2 separate regions of the Mus musculus genome follow, and region 2 is linked to region 1. Evidence: chromatin contacts called from ENCODE Hi-C or POLR2A ChIA-PET data. All regions are on one chromosome and are shown on one strand. The core of a region is the stretch at or near the end of the contact, and the rest is flanking DNA. Distances in the headings are between cores, read along the strand shown.

Region 1 (3,325 bases), core at 564-3,063:
AGCTGCTTCAAAAGATGACAAATACCCGTCAACCCAAGATTGTCCAGCCCCTCACAGACCAGTTCCCCTCGGCTCTTCCTGGACACAAGATTCACCTTGGAGGAGCAAGTGCCCTGCCCCTCCCAGAAGCCCCAAGGGTAGAATTTCTCAGGCTGCCAGGGCAGGCACAGGCCTCAGGAAGAAGGGTGGCCCTGGTCTCCCCAGAGTCAGTCCTAGGATGCAGGCTTAGCCTCAGGTTAATGGAGGATGGTGTGCTCCAAGGGCCTGCCTCCTGCACAGGGCTCCAAGGAGCCCAGCTCCCAGACACGTACTAAGTGCCTAGGGTTGCCGGCTGTGGCCTGCTCCCTTGGAGAGCAGCTGACAAGAGGCTTCCAGGCAGAGGCCAGAAGAGCTGAGGACCAGCCAGGATGGGCACAGTTCTAAGCAAGTGTGTGGGAGCAGGTGCTGCCCTGGCTCTGGCCTTGCTCGTCAGGGGCACTGAGTCAGTTGGCCTCTACTGCACGCTTCCTACCAGAGAAGCACAGATCCAGGGGCACTGCCCCTGAGCCTGTCTGGCCACAACAAGCTGCAGCAGTGTGCAGCTGCAGGCTTCTCCCCACCACCCTGCCACCTCTCCACTGTGATGTATGTCCCTTGTCTGTTCCCACATGAGTGTGACGTGACCAGGGTTAGTTGGGAGGGTGCAACTGGAGGGAAGGGGCCAGTGCAACTTTCCTCAGGCTTTGGCCTTGCAAGTGAACTCACATATCTGCTCTGTATGTAATAAATGTCTTAACACTACTTTTGTCTTGAAACTTCACCAGCGCACAAGGGTTTTCTGCAGTTTTATTATGAAAGGCAACAAGGGGTGGGAGTGGTTGTCCCTGGACCGACTAGGTTGGGTTGACCTGCACTCACACAGCACTGTTACTGATGCTGAGCTCTGTGAAGATCACAGAAGACCAACAACCTCCAGATTGGTAATGCTGACTGCAATAACATCTACTCATATAGCCAATGTCCGGCGCTGTCCTCCCAGCACAGAAGCTCGGCCTCACGGAACCAAAGAGCGATTTCTCTGTGAGCACTTTCCACCGAGTCGCTGCCATGAATTACATTCCTGTGCGGGAATGGCAAGTGAGCAGGGGGAGGGAGAAGGATGAGGGGTGGCCAGGGAAGATGGTAAGACTTACTTGCCAACCTCCATGCAGAAATCCCCACGGATCGTACCGGGCATGGCGTCCCCTGGGTCAGTGGCCCCTATGAGGGCTCGCGAAGCATGCACGACATCCAGCCCTTGCCACACCTGTAGGGGCTACTGTCAGCAAGATGAGAGCTCCCAAGGCCTTGCTCTCCCCTTGCAGGTCATCGGAAACTTACCATGGCCACCACGGGGCCAGAACTCATGTATTTAACCAGTCGGCTGTAGAAGGGTTTCTCGCGCAGCTCGACATAATGCTCCCGCAGTAGCTCTTCGGAGGCCTACGGGGAGGAGTAGCGACCTATACCAGGGCCCCAACCCTAGACCGTCCCGATTCCCTTCCCGGATCCACCTGCTCCTTTGTGCGCCCACACCTGCACTAGCTTCAGTGCCACCAGCTTGAAGCCCTTCCTCTCAAAGCGACGCACGATCTCGCCCACCAGCCGCCGCTGCACGCCGTCGGGCTTCACTGCCAAGAACGTGCGCTCGTTCACGCCGCTGTAGGCTGCGGGAGTACTGGCTTCAGGCATGCCCCACCGGGCGACCCCCGCCCGGCCCCGCCCGGGTGCTCACCTGAGGGGAAGAGGTTAGCAAAGATGGTCAGCACCAGACAGATCATGGCGGCGGATGGGGCGGGCCAAGCGGCAAGGGGGCGGGGCCTCCCTTAAAGGACCTCTTGGCGCGGGCTCTCCTGGGGCTCTGCAATCCCAGCACATTTGAGCCCAAAGCGCAGTCTCGGCGCCCAAGTCCTGCCTGAGTGTGCGGGAGCACCTGCTGCTCTGCTCCATACCGCCACCTTTCCTCCCTTGTCCTGCGGTACACATGTAATGAAACCACAACACAGGCTGTTTCCTGGCGTTTATTTCCAGACCGAGGAATCAGAGAGGGGCCCGCCTGAAAATGACACCAAGCAGCCTGTCATCTGCCCCATTATTCATTGCCTGATGTGTCAGGGCTGTAGGATATAACTCGCCACCGAAGTGAAGATCTAGCACAGTCAAAGGCACTCGTCCATCAAATGACTCACAGGACCTCTCTGCCAGTCCTGGCAGTTAGACTGGGGTGCCCTTGGCCCTCCCTTTCGTCTCCTGTTTTGCAGGGTAGTCCCAGGGGCGCATTCGAGTCCTCTCCAGGTTCAGGAGCGGCTCCTGGACGCTGGTATCCCCGTTTTTCTGCCGTTCAGCGAGGATCATGGCTCGCAGCAGAGGTGGATAGGGGACAGAATTCAATCTGTCCTCTGGTTTCGCAGTGAACGCAGTGAAGGCCTCCTCCTCGTGCTTGGGTACCAAACGCCAATCGTGGTACATGACTTGCTCGATTTCCCGAGCCGTATCCTCACTCTTCCCTGAAGGAAAGAAGACAAGCTGACTGCCTGCTGGCTGGATGATATGAGAACCATCCCCGGCTCCAACCAGCATCCAGCCTTACCTTTGAAAGTCAGGATGCCCCAGGCCCTCCCGTGGTCCAAGTTCTGCAGAACAAGAGGGAGGATTGTCAACATGCAGCCCCTGCCACTAAGTTACGTGGGTAAGGGAGACATACATGCCCAGGTGGCTCAGAGTGGGTGAAACCAGCCGATGTATAGTCCAGGGTGGGCAAAATGAAAGTGGAAACAAGAATGGGCAGTACAGGAAGCTAGCGCACCTGCGCCGTGTAGTCGGGCCTCACACGCGTGAGGCGCCAGTAGCATGGCTCGTCGTGCTGCCACAGCCAGGACTTGCGGGTAACCAGACGGCCCAGGCCGAACAAGGGGAGGCGGGCGAGCAGCTGTAGGAGGCGGCTCTCGCGACGCACGTCGGCCCAGGCGCGTACCGGCAGCCGGCGACCGGAGTGCGGCCGGGTCAGCGTCTCGTAGTCTAGGGCGTAGAGCTGCGAATCTCGCGGCTGGTTCCGCTGCTCGCGCAAGGCGCGCACGCGGCGAGCCAGCTCAGCGATCAGCCGGGGTCTTACTTTCTTCCGCGCCATGTCAGTGTCCTTACTCCACAGGAAATCTGCGCTTCAGGAGCTCTCCCGTTCCGGAAGCGGCCGGTGTCCTGAACAAAAGCATCCGGGTACGTCCGGAAGCTTCAGGAACGAAGGACTTATGGCGGAGGTTGGTCCCGGGAGAGTCACGGTCTCGCGTCTCGGTCGGGGCCTGCGTCTCGG
Region 2 (3,325 bases), core at 589-3,088, 40 kb before region 1:
AAAACTAACTCCGGTGGGACTGGACCTGTGGGGAGACCACTGGCTGCTCTACCAGAGGATCTAGATGCTATTTCCAGAGCCCACGTGACACTCAAAACCCCTAGTTAACTCCAGCTCCAGAGCGTCCAGCACCCTCCTCTGGTTTCTGTGGGCACAGGGCACATACAAGTGAAACACCATCTACAGTAAATACTAATAACTGGCTCGGGTAGCAGTCACTGCAAGTGCTACTGCAGTATGCCCCTTCTCGTCAGCCTGTTTTCCTAGTTGGTTGATAATATAATACGTAGGCTCAGTTTTGCAGGCTTGAAAAATTAAATCAGTATCAAAATTCAGGCAACCTGAAAATGTTGTGGGGTGTTCACCGTGGAAGAATGCTCTGACATAGTTTTAAGCCAATAGGAAAGTCTTTATTAGCTGGCTGGTGAGTACACTGGGTGTTTAGGATCTCAAACAAGAAAGGCCTTGAGCCTTTCTCAGGATGAGCTTTTAAGGGCAAAGCCATGTTCTGGGTTGGCATGCTTCAGTTAACAAGAACAGTTAGTCAGAGGCAGAACTACAGAAGCCAAAAAGCAAAGTTAGGAATTTAGAGACTTTCTCAGAACTATCCACACTGAGGGATTGGGTCTGTTTTCATTCTTTTGGCAGGTGGTGCTATCTACATGCCGAGTTTTACAGCCTGAATTGGACTTCCATCATGGAGTGAGTTGTGCTAAGGTCTGAGGCATGTTACAAAACAATCTCTTAGAGTAGGTATTTATCTATGTGTTTGGAAAGATGAGGGAAGTATAGCCCCAGGTAATGGTGTATACTGAATGGCAGAAGCCAGGCATACCAAGTTCCAGGTCAGCCAGTGCTACACAGTAAGACTTTGCATATGAAATTGTGAGGAATGTTTTAAGTGCTCTGGACTTCAGCTACAAGAAGGACTGTGTTGGTTAAGAGTAAGATCTGGTGGCTTGCAGTTGAGAGTACTTGCTCTTAGAGGGGAGGACCTCTGTTCAGTTCTGGCCATCCATATGGCTGCTCACAACTGACCTTCTTAACTCCAATTCAGATGCCCTCTTCTGGCCTTCACAGACACCAGGAATGTGTGTGATGCACAAGTCTACATACAACCAAACACATACACATAAAATAACAAGTAACTTTTTTTTTTAAGAGGATGTGAATCTGAGCTGCCTTGGAAGGCTTTGGGGACCGGGAAAACCACGTAAGCAAGAAAGTAGTTCAAGGGCAGGAAAGATGGCTCAGTGGTTAAGAGCACTGGTTGTTCCAGAAGACCTAGGTTCAATTCCCAGCAACCACATGTTGGGTCACAACCATCTACAATGGGTTCTGATGCCCTCTTCTGGTGTGTCTGAAGAGAGCAACGGTGAATACATTAAATAAATTTAAAAAAAAAAAAAAAGAAAGAGGAAAAAAAAGCAAGTAGTTCAAAGTCAGGTTCATGGTGTCCCCAGCAAATGAACACATATAGATCGACTCGCTTTATATTTCTGTCTCAAAAGTACCGCCACACATAAGGATTTTAGAACCTGGTGTCCTGTGCAAAATGAAGCACTGCATGGAACTAAGCAACCAGCAGAGCGGGAAACAACCAGAAACAGGGCAAGCGACACATGTCGCGTGAACGTTGAGGGTGGCCAGAGTATGTATGACAAAGGTCTGAAGACAAACAGGACAGAGATAGAGAAGCATCCAGGTCACTCCAATCAGACTGAGCTACGTCCTCAAGAGCCACCAGCAACGCAGCCGGAAACGTTCCTTTAGCGTCAAGGCGCTCGGGGCGGAACTGGATGGGGCTCCACCCCCGCAGCCAGGCGGGACTTCCGGCAAGGGAGTGACGGGCGCGGCCTGGGCGGCGGCACGTCCTAAGGTAGCGGCTGCCTGAGGTGACAGCGGCCCGTGGATTCGGGCCCCGGAACGAGCCGCGCTGGCGGCGGCGGCGGTAGCCGCGATGATGGAGATCCAGATGGACGAGGGAGGAGGAGTGGTGGTGTACCAAGACGACTACTGCTCGGGCTCGGTCATGTCGGAGCGTGTGTCGGGCCTGGCGGGCTCCATCTACCGCGAGTTCGAGCGCCTCATTCACTGCTATGACGAGGAGGTGGTCAAGGAGCTCATGCCGCTGGTGGTGAACGTGCTGGAGAACCTTGACTCGGTGCTGAGCGAGAACCAGGAGCACGAGGTGGAGCTGGAGCTCCTACGCGAGGACAACGAGCAGCTGCTCACGCAATACGAGCGCGAGAAGGCGCTGCGCAAACAGGCCGAGGAGGTGCGTGGGCCCCGGCCGCCGCGGAGAGGGACGGTGAGGGACGGTGTGGGTAGCGTGGAGCAGCCAGCTCGGCTCAGCCGGCAGTATGCTGCTGATGCTGATGCTGATGCCGATGCTGCTGGGAGTGCCACTTTCTCCATCCAATTGGGACCTAGAGCACAGCCTGTGCAGAGTCCGGGAGACATGGGCCCCCATTCCTGCTGTCCTCTGACCTTGGCTGCCGCCTGCTGGCTCTGGGTTTTATTCCTTCCCGTCTTTGGAGCAAGTTGCCCTAGAATCACAAAGCCCAGAATTCTACAATTCTAGAAATAAATGCTCTTCGGTTTATGATGGGAAGTGCCTTCTTATATGAGGTTAAATTCCATTTAAGTGAAGTTGACTTGACACAGTCTTAGAGACTACTATTGAAATTAAGAGTCGATCTTGATATTTTGGCTTCTTATTAAGTTAGTGGCCCTGCATCACAGCTAGGATAAAAGCTTTGCTTATCTTGAATCATTCATACTTTCCATGGTTTGCCTTTTGATTGTCAAGATTTTGCTGTGAATGCATGGGCACCACATAACTGGCTTAATCAAGTTCTCTACATATGGGGGGATTCAAAAGCCTCAAAGGATGTGAGGAGGGCTTGGGTGACCTCAGAAACAGGGAACTGGCTCCAGAAACTGTCTGGGCTAGATCAAGGTCACACACTGACCACAGACAAAAGGACAGGCCAAGTAACAGGGTAGACCTTGGCAACAGCTTAAGCCTTACCTTCTGGGTTCATATTGCTGCCTAGTGGGGCAGTACCCTAGAAGTCTGCAGTGTTTGGTCCTTCTAGACCTGCCCTGGAGTTGTCTTGTGCCTGATACCACTCTCCATAGCCCTGACTCTCTGGGGACTTTTGATACATTGGCAAAGGACTTGGGTATTATTTCTTCCCCTTGCCTCCATACTTACATAGTCAAGATCACTAATGTGGAGAAAAAGAAGAAAATGAAGGTGTACTGTGGTAAGGCAAAGTTACATCCTTGTAAAATGGTTTCTGCTTGAGTGTTGACACTG

What was found. Hi-C counts contacts between places; a loop is a spot of excess contacts on that map. ChIA-PET counts read pairs that join two places held with the same protein, here RNA polymerase II (POLR2A).
Region 2: a map of heart shows a loop between it and region 1 (8-fold over the local background). The contact joins the promoter of Mapk8ip3 here to the promoter of Nme3 in region 1. A Hi-C loop is called at or near these places in 2 of 37 maps with a recorded cell type or tissue (adrenal gland and heart). POLR2A ChIA-PET finds 5 or more read pairs at or near these places in 3 of 5 experiments (Patski and embryonic stem cell).

Annotation. Positions count from the first base shown.
Region 1 is chr17:24,894,988-24,898,312 of GRCm38, reverse strand. Nme3 (NME/NM23 nucleoside diphosphate kinase 3) reads right to left here and starts at 1,813. Exons shown (of 5, transcript NM_019730.2): 1 at 1,754-1,813; 2 at 1,555-1,685; 3 at 1,360-1,461; 4 at 1,173-1,285; 5 at 782-1,099. The coding sequence starts at 1,799. The coding sequence ends at 982. Mrps34 (mitochondrial ribosomal protein S34) reads right to left here and starts at 3,193. Exons shown (of 3, transcript NM_023260.2): 1 at 2,825-3,193; 2 at 2,609-2,651; 3 at 2,024-2,525. The coding sequence starts at 3,145. The coding sequence ends at 2,233. It overlaps Mapk8ip3 (mitogen-activated protein kinase 8 interacting protein 3), which reads left to right. Exons shown (of 33, transcript NM_001163449.1): 33 at 1-807. Eme2 (essential meiotic structure-specific endonuclease subunit 2) reads left to right here and starts at 3,226. Exons shown (of 8, transcript NM_001163102.1): 1 at 3,226-3,325. The coding sequence starts at 3,264.
Region 2 is chr17:24,935,490-24,938,814 of GRCm38, reverse strand. Mapk8ip3 (mitogen-activated protein kinase 8 interacting protein 3) reads left to right here and starts at 1,838. Exons shown (of 33, transcript NM_001163449.1): 1 at 1,838-2,278. The coding sequence starts at 1,961.